Linked DNA regions of Mus musculus: region 1 is linked to region 2. Evidence: chromatin loops called from intact Hi-C (ENCODE). Cell type or tissue: heart. All regions are shown on one strand.

What was found. A loop is a pair of places that touch in the nucleus more often than their neighbours do. Peaks named below come from ENCODE experiments on the same cell type or tissue, not always from the same donor. Only the 100,000 strongest peaks of a DNase experiment are listed, where the experiment ranks them.
Region 1: a loop joins it to region 2, with 2.2 times the contacts of the local background. A loop is called at or near these places in 2 of 42 quality-filtered maps.

The regions. Positions count from the first base shown.
Region 1 is chr17:62,754,314-62,762,313 of GRCm38, forward strand. All of the region lies in intron 1 of Efna5 (ephrin A5), which reads right to left. Among named protein-coding and RNA genes, the nearest start is that of Gm52303, 20 kb to the right of the region's middle. In heart, no CTCF peak of the experiment used is centred here; no DNase peak of the experiment used is centred here; H3K27ac peaks cover 1,631 bases.
Region 2 is chr17:62,658,676-62,666,675 of GRCm38, forward strand. All of the region lies in intron 1 of Efna5 (ephrin A5), which reads right to left. Among named protein-coding and RNA genes, the nearest start is that of Gm52303, 120 kb to the right of the region's middle. In heart, no CTCF peak of the experiment used is centred here; DNase peaks (open chromatin) are centred at 1,316 and 3,336; H3K27ac peaks cover 996 bases.

The sequences.
Region 1 (8,000 bases), 96 kb after region 2:
TGCCCACTCTGCTTAAGGCCACAGACTAATCAGTTTGTGATGCTACGAAGAGATAGATACAATTCATGAAGTAGATGGGACAGAAAAGGTTTCTCCCAACTCACTGCACACAAAGGATTCCCTTCTCCTTTGAACGTAAAGGCATAAATCAGTAGACAGTGTTAGCTGTAGCCTGGTAACTGATAATGCTTTTAATCTGTGGCCAGTGACTACCAGCATGAAGACCATGCAGGAAGTGACATCGAAGGGGAGCGGGAGGATTATATATAACACTGGACTCTGACCAGTCCTCTTGCCACTAAAGGAGAACTTTCTGGTTAGAAGAAAGAAAGACAGATGGAGAGGAATCCTTGAGGGATGCAGAGGTGGGAGACCCATATGTCAGAATGGGCTGTTGAAACCACTTTTTTACCCAAGCGCTCTGTTTGTCATGCTATATACAGGAATCAAGATGATAAGCCACCAGCTTTTCCATAGCCACCAATTCTTAGCTCTGGATGATTCTGAGAAAGGGAGGGCATGCTAACTCCTCAGATGAATGACCTGACAGATGGGTCCAAGGGAGACAAGAATCTACCCTGGGGAAGAGGAGGGAGGCAGCTAGAGTTGTCGAGCAGACAGAGAAAACGCAAAGTGCGTATAACTCTCAAGTTTTAGGAACTTACATAAGTATGCCCACAAGCAACCACATGGTCAAAACAGAAGCAGCACAAAATAGCTATTCCAAAGTGTAGTCTAAAACAAGATTAAGAATGCACGACAAACTTGTTTATGTAAGTCTGCTAGGATGGAAAGGAATATCATATAAAAAGAATGCTATTTATTCTTTCACATATTCAGAAAGGGGGAAAATATCTCATGAAAAAGAAGGTAATATCACGGAAATGACTGATTATTCATTAAAGGGTTACAGTAATTCCATGAAAATAGTCTTACAAAGGATACACACAAACTGAAAAAACACACAATCTAACACACACACATGAAAAAATATCCATTAATCAACAAAGTATAGACAGACAGCCATTGGTTGCTGTAAATTATTAAAGCTAGTGAAAAATAACTCAGTATCCTAAATCATTCAGCAATGAAAGTCTGTAAGAACTTTACCAAAGTTTAATATACATTAAAAATATTCAACAGACTCTCATGTAGCCTAGGTTGGCTTCAAGGTCACAATGCAGTCAAGAGAGCCTTTAACTTCTGCTCTTCCTGCCTCTGCCTCCCCAGTGCAATGATCACAGGCATGCATGATCAATGTCACTGGTTTATATTTTAAAAGTATTAACTTGATAAGAATTCAAATGATAGATAAAAATAACAGTAAAAAGTGAGAAAATTATTGTAGATATCATAGGATTATAGGTTGTAGAAAAAATTATGCAATAAACCACAGCTCTTACATGTACATAGAAAAAAATATTGAAAGTTGAAGCAAGAAAGCACTAATAGCAATCATCTATGAGTCAGTATTTTACTTTAACACATTACAATGCTATAAATAGGGCTGGAGAGCTGGCTCTGCTGTTAAAGGCTAGGCTCACAACCAAATATAGACTGCTACACACAGGTTACAAGTGATGAATTTTAAGATCAGAAAATGTAATCGACATCTATATCTCTAAAAGTGGCAATGAAAGCACAATGCTCCGACAGTATTTATGAGTAATACAAAATAAGCTAGATTACAGTTACTATCAGTTCCTAGTATGGCACTGACATGAGATGTGGCTCATAGACAGAGGGTAGTGGGCTTTTTTGCCTGGCAGGCAAATTTCATGCTTGTGCACACACAAATGCCAGGATAAGGCAGACACACTTCAACATCAGGTCCAGTCAGTGAAGGGTACGAAGAAGGTAGAATCTATTTCCTTAGATGCTAAGGACACTGTACTTGATAAGAGGGTAGGGAAAGACATGAGTTATACTTTAGGACAGCTGGACAGTGGTAGCACACACCTTTTATCCCAGTACTTAGGAGGCAGAGGCAGGTGGAACTCTTGAGTTCAAAGACAGCCTCGTCTACAGAGTGAGTTCTAGTATAGCCAGGGCCACACAGAAAAACCCTGTCTCAAAGAACATTAATTTCTTTGCTATACAAGTATAGTAAGATTCTTAAATTATTGTTTACCTTTTAAGTACTTGGTAAAGAGTAAATAGCCATTTAACGGCTACAAGTTACTGAGCATTGCTTCTCAATAGAAGCAATGTGTTTAGAAAAAGTTAACATGGAAACTATTCAAGAAAAGTTAACTTTGGAGGAAAATACTGACATTTCGTTAAAATCTAATGATCTGCAACCCTGCTAGTTTCAATGGGTTCAGAGTTAATATGGGTCCTAGTTTGAGGAGGAAACATACATATGATAGCATGTTTTCCTTGTCTATTTTTTGAAATGCTTAGTATTAAGAGGCTGTTTACAAAAAAAATAAATAAAAAATAAAAAGTCGAAAGTCTCAGACTCAGGCTTTGTTTCTCTGATGCCATACTGAAAGGACATTGCCAGAGAGGGCATAAAGTCCTTTCTGGTCTAGCCCTATTTGCTCTGGTCCTGTGGGCACAGCTAGGATTCCCCAGGGACAGGAACAGTACAGCGAGTATCAAATTAGTACAAGATGGAGAAGAAAAGATAGATCCAAGGTCTGTCCTTTGCAGATACAGTGACATCAGACTCCCAGGCACAGCAACAAGAACGGTGGCTTCTGCAGAGGGTGCAGATATAACGCCCTGGGCTTATTAAATCTGCAGTGTCTATATGAACAGGGTGGGAAAGGCTGTGAAGAAGGCCATGCCTTCTCCACAGGCCAAGGTGACTCATGTGTGCCCTGGGGTGGGAAAACTATCTATCTACTTTAAGGTGACTCATGTGTGCCCCAGGGGTGGGAAAACTATCTATCTACCTTACTATCAGCCATCCTGACGCAGGCCTCTGGGCTGGCATCTTACAACACCAAGTACCAAGAAACCCTGGCAACTTTCACAATGCCTGGTTAGGAAAGTGTATCTAATCTCAGTTGTAGTATCAGTGTGATTATGGGAGGTATTTTTAATCGCCAGAGAGGAAGTAAAAAAGGCTTGTCTTACCTCAACCGGCAGCATACAGGCTTACTTGTTCTAAGCTAAAATATGTGGAAAGGCATGGGCTAAAATAAAAATGACAGCCTGGGGCCCTACTTAGGACCCACAGTCTATCAGCACAACCCAGTGACCCCAAGAAGAGGAAGCGGCCCAGTGTGGAAAGACCTACATGCTTCAGTCTCCACCTGGACAAGGCTGTGGGCCGGCTGCACGTCATTGATCTACATAGGATGGACATTCCCAGAGACCCTCCACTCTGGTGGGAGCTAAACTCTGTCAGCAGTCAAAGAAAGTAGGAAGGAAGAAAAGTTGAGGACTCCACTTTTTTCTTTCTTTTTTCTTTTTTTTTTAAAGGATTTTCAAAGCAACTCCTTCAAAGGCCTTTTTATATTTATTTTAAGGAGACATTTGAATTTAAGTGACACTGTCAATCATTTCTTTTTTCAAATATGACAATGCTTTTCTACCCCTACCTTTATCCTCACGACTTGATGGAAATGAGGGGGAAGTTATTTTCTTCACTCAGGGGGGGAATAAATCACAGAAAGAACAACTGGGTAAGGGCAAGCTATTTAAATGCTTTATTTTCTCCGTTCTTTTTAATTTGGCTGTTTTCTATTTACTTACTATTGTCATGGAGGTGCTATGATCAAATAAACTTTAAATAGAGAATATACAATTTTCCAAAGCCATCTCGACTTTAAAGAAAATCCCAGAGTAGCAGAAAGAATAACAAAGAGAAGAATATGCCTAACTTTAACCTCCTTTCCTCAGACTCCATTAAGCCAAGATGTAAATTACAATTCTACCTGCGATACCCTAAATATCAATCTTGGTGACACTATCCTGTGTCTATTTTAATATTTAATGTTTTAAAATGGGTCTAAGAATACCTAACATACGAGCATCCCACACATCCTACAGACTCTGAATTTTTTTTTAAATGTAAAATCAAAAAACGCAGAGCTATAAAAAACGCAGTATCCCCTTTACTCCCTTCTAGGGTAGTGATCTGGGGTCTCATCCAAGAGGCTGGGCTTCTGGGCAGTAAAGGTGTATGACAGAGAGAGAGGGTTGTCAGGTGGCCCCTGGAGAGAAGTCCATTATATCTGTGGGGGTCCTGACATCTGGGTAATCTAACCCTTGTTACTGAGTGAATCACCTGTGGTAGGAGGGAGGCGGCGTTGAATAGAGGCCTCTTACGAAAGCAATTAAGACCCTTTAGGAAACAGAGAAAATGGGCAATCAGGATCGCCCTCCCCAAGAGCACTTGCTGGGGCTCAATCAGTTCTGAGACAGCCAGCTCCCAGTCAGTGTGTGAGGTGTGTGGCGTTTGCTACTTAAAACACTCCAAAGAGATGCTGGGCTCAGCTCAACAGAGCTTTCAAATCTCTTCTGGGTCCATGTTCAAAACATCCAGAGCTGTCACCCAGAGTGTGTAATGTCCCTGAACACCTGGGGACCAGACAGAACCGCAGTGTTACTAGAGGATGAGAAGCAAGACGGAATCAGAGCTACTCTGCCCAGAAATAAAAATATGACCCTGAGCTTCCTATTACTCAACGGCCAACATGGCAGTGTTGCGAGCTCCCAAAAATTACTTCAGTGCCTCTTTGACTTGAACAATACGAAGAGACATAAACAGCCCAGGCTGCTCCAGAACAGCTGCTTGTCCAATGTGATCCTGAATTGACCCAGCTACAGCACTCAGCATGTCACATGGAATTTACATGCCTCGCCACGGCCTTGAGGGCAGCAAACACACATCTTAATTTTTTTCCTTTGTCCCCCTCGTACTCAGGACTGAACCTAGAGCCTAAGGCATGCTAACTGTACGAGTACCCTTTTACGGAGATACATCCTTTCTATGTTGCAACAGGGTCTTAGAAAGCTCCCGCAAGCTTGTTTTGACCTCCCTGTGTGGTCCCCAGCAGACCTCCAACTGGGATCTTCCTGCTTCAGCCTCTGGACAGCTGGGATTTCAGGCACAAACTGGTAGCGACTAAGACATTTGATTATGCTAGGTCTAAACACAAAGGGACGAACATTCTCCATTTTCGGGTATGTGAAAAGGAACAAAAGACGACCATCTCTGCTGACCACATCTCCACAATGTGATATGGTCTCTAGGGCCACGTGACACAATTTTTTTTTTTAAAGCCGCCGACCAGAAACCGAACGACGACGTCTAAAAGGGGAGGACAGTCAAACATGCATTCCAAAGCCCTGCCTAGACCTCAGCTTACTGAGGAAATTACACACCGAACCTCCAACTTACTGGAAGACATAATCAGGGCTGGGCACAAAACCCTGTGTTGGTTCAGTGCTATCGGCTGTAAGCCAGCTGTGAACAGAGCTAGAGGCCACATTTTTCAAAAACACATGCAGGACTTTTTGACGATTTAGATGTTCAGTAGACTGGGTTTGAAATTGTCTTTCTGCCGACTTGATTAAAAAGAAATCACCTGGAGGAATGTATTCACCGGAAGACTGTAGAGGCAAGACAGGGGCGACGGGAGCACGGAGGGCTTAGCAGAGAGCCCCGGCCCTGCTTTGAGGCAAGCTGCTCTGCTTTCACACTCGCATCCACTCATTACCCAAGGGTGGCGATCTGTTTCTTTCTCCTGGTGCCCTTAGCGAACCGATGCGCTCCTAGATGGTTAATTACTTCAGGCCAGGGTCAAAAACCCATGGTGGGAAAGCCACGAGGAAGGTCCTCGTTAGCTTGAGTTTAGCTCCTCAATCTTCCAGCATCGGACAGTAATTTTCAACAGGACACAAGTGCAAAGGAGTTCTGTTGGAAAGGAGGGCTTTGACGGCTCTGCAATCAACTCGGCTTCAACAGGCCTTTTGCACAGACTGAAAAGCAAGTCAAACTCAGAAAACCATTAGTTCCCCCAGCAAGACGCTGTCTCTTGCCTTCTAACACTCTAGAGGGAATTATTTCTATGAACCAAGAGAAAATTCTGACTGTAGCAGTTTGACAACAGAGGAAATGGCGCTCCTGAAATCCTGACATTAGTGTTTTGTTTCTAATTGAAATCCAGCATCAAATAAACTTGCAATCAGAAGAGGAGAGAGAGAGAGTGTGTGTGTGGACTTTGGAAGGGGGAAAAAAATGTGGTTTTAGTAGATTTCACTACCCAGAGAGATTGGGCTGTTTTCCATTTCCATTTAGCTGCACCAAAAGTGGTCACATTTTTTTTTCCCTTTTACTGAAATGGAAAGTAGAAAAGGCACCTCTCCCTTTTCCTGCAGTACAGAAAAGCAAGTGGCCAGCAGCCTCAAAAGATAATACAATTTGTAGAGGCCCTGCTCTTAGCACTGCCTGGCTGCCCCGATCAGTCCTCACCGATCAGTCTGGCCATCTTTAGCACACGCACTTGGGCTCTGACAAATGATGTCTTCCGTCTCTGAATCCATAAGCAGAAAGAAGCCGGCTGATAAACAGCGAGGAGTGGAAATGTATGCACCTTTCATAAGCAAGACAAATCACTCATTCTCACCAAATGCTTCCAACAGGAACACTAATTTTGTACTTATTTGCACAGCATATGTACTGTGTCCAAAGCAGTGCATTAAAAAGATCTCAGGCAGCTCTGATTCCATTTTGTCACCACTGTCTTCCGAGGTCTCCAAGGCAAGCAACGAAACAGGAAGCTGGAGAGGGCGGAAACACCTCATCAAATGGGTATCAGGTTGGAGGTTTTTCTGAGGCCTGTCTTTCTCCTCCTGCTCTGAAGTGGGATTATAAAAAAAAAAAAAAAAAAAAAAAAAAAAAAAAAAAACCTGAAATACTGTGGCCGTGGTCATGTGGCCATGCATCTTAAAAATCTACCACATGCCTTTCCTGTCACCAAGCAGTTATTTTTTTATTAACAACTATGAGACCATATTGTGGAGCTCTTTTTGTTTTGAGATGCAGTCACGGGGCTGCTTCCATAGCAGGGAACACTGGGTAAATTGTAAGGCTCTAGTGTGCCAGTGAATGGTCCCTTGTAGGGCCTATGTAGTGATGCATTGGTATTTCCGAAGGGCTAAGCAAGCACAGGGCACTGCATGTATACCATCCTCTGCGTGCTCTGCCATGGTGGGTAGACGTGAGGAGCAGCAAAGGACTCACCCGGAAAGGCGCAGGCTGATAAGCAAGCAGTAAGCAGACTGTTTTAATCAACCACAGAAGAAGTAGCTCTCTGCGTTACTTCTTAGAGCTTCATCCTCTGAGTGTGCACAGAGCTCATGGGCATACCGTGTAAAGGGCCTGCCTGAGCACTAGACTGCAGTACAAAAAACCAGGAGATACAACTCCCTCCAGGCCCCAGAGGAAGGTCTCTGAGGCAAGACAGAACACAAACTCCACATTCTGAGAGAGGCAGCCCCCTAAAGAGCGATGGGTTTTCAGCTGTCCTTATACGTTCATCCCTACAACAGACCTCCCTTCCTCCCACCCCCAAGCCACACATGAGCATTGTGATGTCACACAGAACCCTCCAAGTCTTCTGGCATCAATGCTCTCCCAGATAGTGGTTGGGTTTTTTTGTTTTGTTTTTTGTTTGTTTGTTTTTATTTTTTCGAGACAGGGTTTCTCTGTGTAGCCCTGGCTGTCCTGGAACTCACTTTGTAGACCAGGTTGGCATCGAACTCAGAAATCCGCCTGCCTCTGCCTCCCAAGTGCTGGAATTAAAGGCCTGTGCCACCACGCCCCACTCTGGAGAGTGGTTGTGAGTGTAAGCCTGAAGTGTTACAGTGACACACTCAACCTTGTTCAAGAGCATATAAGAAGCCTACCGTACCAGACTGGTTGCAGGCTGGGCAATCAAAAACCTGATTAGTGCTTACCCTCAGCAAGACAGTTTTGGTGGCGTCAGCTGCGAGGCATTAAGGAAAACATTAAGTAGATTGTGCGTTTCTATTAAGTCTCC
Region 2 (8,000 bases):
ATTGGCCTATATGAATTCATGTGGAATTGGTCTATATGAATTCATGGCTAAGCAAGCAAGACATAACAGGCAGGAAGAAAGGAAAACTATCTACGTTTTAGGCCTATTTTTTACTTTGACCCATATCAGCCAAAAGGGAACGTGCGTGCCAAGGAGTGACAATAGTAATATCAGCTCATAGAGAACTTCAGTTTGTAGAACACAGGTCCATGTCTTCACTAGGCGAGATGGTGTGCAAGAGGTGGCGAGGTTCGTGGACCACTTAAGACCTTTGAGTAGCTGCATAAAAATCTGACTAGGAATCAGGTTAAGAAGGGAAAGGAGACAAAATTTGGAATGTCAAGAAATTAGATGTTCACTGTCGTCATAAAAAGTATTGAATCCATCCAAAGGAAATGGGTAGGTTTGGGGGCGGGGGGGAGGCTGGGTGTGCCTATCAGTCTTTTATCCACCCATCTCCTTGATGCTGCAGCATCTATTGTCAGTAACCCCAACCACTGGCTGAGTATCTACACTTTGATGGGTGCCCAAAGGAGGGAAACTTTAGCTGAAAACAAGGTGATTTGTAAAGCATGTAATGATCTTCTGGATCCTGTGTGTGTGTGTGTGTGTGTGTGTGTGTGTGTGTGTGTGTGTGTGTGTATACACACCTCATACCAATAAACTCTTCTAGAAATTTCATACAGGGACTATATATATATATATATATATATGCACACATATATAAAAAAAAGGTCAAGATCATGAAACCAAATAACGGCAGACTGCAAAAGAGAAAATGATAATCAGGACTGTTGTTCAAGCAACGCTAGAAAATTATGCCTAGCCGAGGAGGCAACTTAAGCACCTAAGGCAGAATGAAAGTTTCTCTCTTGTCATTAAGTCCTCTATTCAATTACCATTTATCGGGGTAATTAAACACTGGAAAGTGATGCCAAGCTAATTGTTAGATTATGATAATTACATGTCTTTGCTATGCTACAGCTGATCAAAATAAGATGTGGTCCCGCGCTCTTAGCCGAGGCTGCTCTGTAATCGGCAGACTTTTGTACAGCACTGGGCCGTTTATTACTAATTCATTACAAATCAGGCAGAGAAGCTTATTATTTGTAATGTTGTCCCCCCCCCCCAAGTCTCCTGGAACAAGACTCCCAAAAGGTTAAGCACAAACTGCTGCCTCTCATTGGCCCATTTCCATCCCAATTACACAGCTGAGCGGCACTGGGTGCCTCTATTTGAGAGGGTTCAGCAGTCTGCTTCACAAAACCCTGCAGCCGCCTCTCACACTGGCAGGAACACCCAAGACTCCTTTCAGCCTCTGCCAACCACTGTTCTCTTCTGAGTTGTGTCCCCGGCAACCAGAAGCTGGCAATCCAGAGGATCTTTGGGTCTGGAGGCTCCTGTCTGCTCAGGTCAGGACCGAGGTTGGCAGGGTTTCGGTGCAGAGAGATGTGGAGAACAGAAGCTGCCTGGCATCCAGGCTCTCCGAGGCTTAACCGAGAGTGAGGAGAGGAAATCGAATCTCTCCAGCATCCTACCAGTCACCACCAGGCAGTGACTCCGATCTCTGGGACTGTGGGCCAGAATTAATCCATTGTCCTTAGTCTCCACCAGGACACAATGCTGGAGGTTTAGAAACATCTCCTTCTACACCTCCCCCAGCAATCTAGGCCATTGCCTTGAAGGCCGGCAGGTAAACAGGCACCCCCCAGTTTTTATCTTGGGATTTCTTAAGCTCTTCCCTAAAACTATCGCCACCAGAGCATGCTGTCTGTAAAACAAGCAGCAGTTTGAAGTGTATCAACCTGTTACAAAGCACCCATCGTGGTCTGCAGTCCACTTAAGACACAGGGTTTTTTTTTTCCCCTTCCATATTTGCTATATTATACACTTAATGTATCTCCATGCCTAGATGACTTACATTGATGGTCTAAACCTCTACATGAATGTATTTGAGACAGGGTCTTTATGAGAATAATTAAGTTAAAGGCGTTGTAAAGGCAGAGCCCTTATCCAATAGAATTAATACCCTTTTAACAGGGAGTATCAGATGGCTCCTCTGTTGGTCATGGGAAGATTCCTTGAGAAGGGAGCTGATCATAAGCCATTTAGATATCCCTAACCAACCCTGCTGGGTCTTGATATCAGACCTTCTGCCTCCAGAAAATAAATGTTACTTTATTACTTAACTTGTCAAATCTATTGTAGTTTGTAACAGTAGCCTGGGTAATACTGGGTCTTAAACATAAAAGAAAGTAGAGTGGTTACAAATTATAATGCTATCGGTGACTATAAGAAGAAATAATGGGTAGTAAGTTGATGGATGCAATAAAGAATGACCGAAAATGCTTAGGGAAGAGGGGACTGAGAGGAAAGGGAAGAGGGTAGCCTTAAACCACTGTTGGCACACACAATAGCACCCTGCATACAGAGCTGCCTAAAAATCTATGAGCTGTTCCAGACACAGAAGACCCTCTATTTTCCTAAACAAGGATAGTTTCACCTCTGAATTTAACTTACAGAACTACAAAAGCGACTGTGCTGTCACCCAGCAACCTTGCTGTCCTAAGGTTTCAGCTGAGCTTTCTCTTAGAGACAGACCGAATGGAGGTGTTATAGAAAAGTCACTACTCCATTTTCTCCTCCTTGACCCTGCAAATTAAAATAGAATATGATAGCACCCTTCAAAATTTATAGTAAATGTGTCTTAGCAACACAACAAACCACAAGGTACTTCTTAATATCAGAACATAGGAAATTACCATTTAATGTACATGTTGGCAGATAGCCTGTGGCTTAAAACGGGGGAACAGAGTACTATAGGTCATCACATAAACGTGGGTTTGCACTATTATTATTATTTATTCCCTGAAGTTATTAAAAGGATATTCATTCATACAGCTGACTCCTATATTTACTTTTATAGCCTGGGCCACAGAACGCTATAAGCAAGAATAACCCAACATTTAAAATAAGAAACGGATTGCTCTATCCCAAGCAAATGTAAGGGGAGGTGAAGAGACAAACAGTTCATGATTTATTTCTGAGAAACAGCTCCAAGCACTTTGGGGAATCCTCATGTACTATAACAGCTCTCCCTACCTGAATCCCGTTTATCTCAGTGACTGAGGCTAGCTGGTGTTTTTCTCCAACTCTTCATTTTAATAAACACGACTTTCAAAGATACACTTTCAAAACTGTGGTTCAAAGCAATAGAATGTGACCTTCCTCTTGAACTCCCAGAAGTTTTGGAACAGCTTGCTACAAGCTTTGAATAAGCCACTTGTCCAGGCCCCCGAGTTTCAAAGGACATGAGATACAAGGTTGGTGAAATGACATGGTGATAACGGGCAGTCCATACCGGCTGACAAGTCAGCGCCAGGAGCTTCGAGAAGAAAGGGTCACAACTGGCTTTCCTCAGCACTCAGCTGGACAATCGCAGACCCCAAAACCCCACCACATGCACATTAACATTTTATTGCTACTCAACACATTCTTTCTTCTATGAGAGAGAAAACAAAACCAAACAAAAAAAAAGTGAGCTAGGGCCAGTCACAAACTGGGCACTGATGAGCTCAGTCACAAACAGTAAATGCGTTTATGAAACCTGTGTTAGCTGCTAAGAACTTAACACACAGAAATCTATGCCCAACATCCGATAAATATGACTATAGCTCGCTATTCGAATTATTTACAGAAAAGGCCAATTCCATTTGTTGACGTTTTAATTCAACATCTGCTTCCTACCTCGTACATGCCAAATACTTAATTAAAATCGTAACCCATTTTTATATGCTAAAAGGAACCTGTAGGGGTTTTTTTGTCTACCCTAAAAATTAAATATAAAATACACCCTTCAACCCTACCTCAGAGAAATCGGGTGCAAGTAAGCAGGGGATGCACTTTGGAGAATCAGATTTACAAGTGCAGGGGGAAATACCTTATCCGCCAACAAAATCCACAATAGGAAAGAGCTAAGATATGCCCAAAGACAATAAGAAAGGCAGAATGTCATGGTCCCTAAAAGTGCTGGTTCCGGTGGTATACTAGCCATAACTAGTAAGAGTATCATGTCGCATACGCTGACCAGGTGGGTACCAAAAAACCACACTCCACAGGATGGATGAAGGGCAGCATCCACAGTTGGTACCATCAAGCCCAACCTGGCGCATGTGAGCTATGAGGGCCTGTCCTGGCTGACAGGCCATGCAATATGCTTCTTGATCTGGAAAACAAAGTAACTTCCCCTTACAGTGTTGGATTTTCAAAAGTTTCAAGCTATCCTAACCCACTCGGAGGAAGTGAATGGAAAATTTAAGGCATCTAGGAGCACATAGTGTTTTTGTTTTATTTTAGTAAATATTTCTGGTACTAAAGCTAGAAACATAGAGTTCTATGTGTGAATCACTTCTAATAGAACATCAAATTTAGCTTTGTTAACATTTCAAATCAGAGTGGTGGCTTCAACATATACTATGTCTAAAGAAGATGGATATCGCCCGGCATGGTGGTGCACGCCTTTAATCTCAGTACATGGGAAGCAGAGGCAGGTGAATCTCTGTGAGTTCGAGGCCAGCCTGGTCTATGAGTTCCAGGACGGTTACATAGAGAAACCCTGTGTCAGACAAATCAAAAGCTAAACCAACCAAACCAAACCGAAATTCATGGCTGATGATATTCAGAAGTAAGTGAAAACATGAAATACTGTCATTCCCAGACAGGGTACTTAAAAAGTTATACTCCATAGGAGGAGGCTGTGTTGGAGGAGACTGCGCTGGTTCGAAGGACTAGAAAATTTATCAGACCACCCCAAAGTGGACATATCTCTCCTGGCTTTCTTACTGGTAAGTTAGGACACAGCATCTTCAAGCACGGCTAAATAGGAATCCCAGCACTGTGTTCACAGCTACGTAATTACCACGTACACCGAGCTCCTCCCAAATGTGACTTTAACATTCTTTTTGACTCAACTGTCACAACTGAGCTAGTAGAGAAAAAGCAGTAAGAGGTCTTTAAAATAACAGTTTTATTTTATTTTAAATTTAAAAAAAATTTTTAAATTAAAATGCCATTATACCACATACACACATATCCTGCTTCCCTCCACCTCACCCTTTTCCCAGGTTACTCTCCTTTCTGTTCTGGACACTACTCATACTTAATGCTCTTAGCCCCCAGGATTTACAAGTGCATGCATGCACAAATCACACATGGTGCAAGTCCGCCAACAGGGAGCCTGCTTATTTCCCCTTGATACTCCCTAGTCAGTGCAATTACCTTAGAACCTTGCTTCTCCACCAAGACAATAGTGAGATATACAAGTGGATGTGTTCTGAGGGACCCTGCCATACAGATGTTGGCTTCAGACTACAAAGTATGTAACATCTCCTTTGAAAACCCTTCAGGGAGAATTTCAGTCTTACATAGTGTTGCTTCCCAGAAATTTAGGTAGCAGTCCAGATTTGATTCATAAAGGACTTCCCTTTTCAGGGGCATCCCAGTGCACGTGCGTGTGCGTGTGCGTGTGTGTGTGTGGGCGCGTGTGTGGGCATTCCCACAGCCCTGCCCTCTGAGAAGAGTGTCTAGGAGAGCAGAGATTGAACTCCTGTTTTCCTACGAAAGTCAAGCTGATTGTGTTATCGACTGTCTGCTGCATTAGCAATTTCCAACTGAATTACAAACTGTTTCCCTGCATTATATTATTGCTGTTGTTCAATACCATTTTCATTGCCCTAATGAAACCAAGCTATATAATAAGACCATAAAGCGCTGGCCACAGTTAAGCATAATGGAAGGGAGCGAAGGAAAGATCTATTTTTAAAATATGCAAAGAAAGAGATAAGAAGTGCTGATACTTGGCAGTCGTGATTTTCTTTATTCCTTTTTCATTTACTGGGATCAAAACAACATGGACAAATTAATTATTTTTTTTCCTTACAATAGTACAAATAGTGTTTTCCCTACAACAGAATTTCTAGAAGACGCCCTGAATAGTGAAAGTTTCCCCAAGTAAAATCAAAGGGAAAAAAAAAAAACAAAAACCAAAATGCCAACCCATCCCCCCTGAATTTCATACACATCTTTAAAAATAGCTACTCAAGCCAGAGTATTCTAGTATCATGAAAGAGGACATCCAAAGTCTCCCTGAGGAGCAGGGTTCTCTCATCTGTATGTGAGATTTCTGGAGAAGTGCCAGCTTAAAACCATTAGCACGTAGCTTGCCGCCCTACACTGAATCAACCAACAACTCAGATGACCCAGGGCTGGAAGCTGCCCATGTAAGATGGCAGATCCATGCCCCACTTTTCTGCCTTTTATACAAAGGCAATGAAGATTAGCTGGCAGCCCTTTCTATACCCAGCTGCTTTGGGGTGGATAGATGTGCAAACAAGGTAATGGAAGGGATAGACAAAGTGACAGCAGATGTTCTGAGTTCACTAGTCACGTTGTGATTGGAAGCCTGGCACTTAGGATATCTGTGCTAAAGCCACTGTACCCTGAAAGGCACCCAACAGAACTGGGATGCTGGGGAACGCAGCACCTTGTTATCATACGCTATGCAGGCCTTGAGTTGAGCTGGTAGTGATAGTTACTGAAACTGCTATGTAGTTCAGCAGGTGATCAGTGACTTCCCTGGTTCTAGAAACATCACCCCCTGACCCCCCATTCAATATCAGAAAAATCCTCCCCGCTGTTTCCTCAGTAGATTCGGTATGAAGGTATAGCTCCCTCCTAGTATCCAAATGTGAAGATCTGAGCCTCATTTCACCACGGCACATTCTAGTCATGGAGCCAGGCCCTCCAGAGAGCTCTGTTGAGTGTTCATATTTCTATAAGGAACACTGACAATAGAATCTCCCATGTGGACATATCATGCTGAGTTCTACACACTGTATTTGATACATCGATCTAATGCCAGCAGCTCAGAGCACTCTCCTCAATGCTCAATTTACTTGCAGCTTCCCACTTCTGCACCCTTGAACAAAGCTGAAAATAAATCAGGGTGCTATCTGTTAGACCCTTTCTCAATAGCGCGTATGACTTGAAAGATGAACGAGAATACATATTTATCTTTCCCTATTAGAGTGCTAATTTATGCAAGTCTGCCTTTTGTATCTATTGATTTGATTCTTGTTGTCTCATCCTCTGTGGTCCATTAGGATCCTCGCTGACTTAACAATAATGCAAAGTCAGACAAAATCTGTATAGAGTTTTACATGCTCGCCCATCTACAGCGCATTTGAAAGTTTACATAAGCAAAGCAATGCAAGGAGAGCTTGCAGGAGGCTTGAAGAAGTATTTCACCTCATCACATCGAGAAGAAAACCTCAGAGATGAGGAGAATACTTATGGCAGAACCTCTCTTCTCAATTTTAAATAGTTGTGTCTGAACAGTCGAAAAGAACCCTGCGCTTCAGGCACACGGACATTAAAATAGAAGCACAATTAGAGATTACAGATTATAAAACCAGTAAGCACAGCTGCTACATGCAGGACAGAAACATCCTTTTCCAAATCTACTTGGCAACACAGTTAAAGTTAGAAGTAAAATTTCCTTTACCGTGACTGGAAAAGAAAGAAAGGAGGAGGAATGAGAAGGAGGAAGAGGAACAAGGGGGAGGAAGAGGGGGAGGAGGAAGAAGAAGAGGAGGAAGAAGAGGAGGAAGAAGAGGAGGAAGAGGAGGAGGAGGAGGAGGAAGAAGAAGAAGAAGAAGAAGAAGAAGAAGAAGAAGAAGAAGAAGAAGAAGAAGAAGAAGAAGAAGAAGAAGAAGAAGAAGAAAGCTTAACCACCAGAGGAATGAATTCTCAGATAAGCTTTTTTATTTATTTGCTTTTCATCTCAAATAACTTTTGGTTTATTGCTTCACTGGGAGATAAATATATATCCCTACATAGCTTCAATGTTAATTAGCCTAAATGCTTCCAGTTTATAGGTTCAAGGAAACAAATCTAATTTTAGACTTGAAAATAAGTGACAAAAATATAAAATGGCTTAAGCT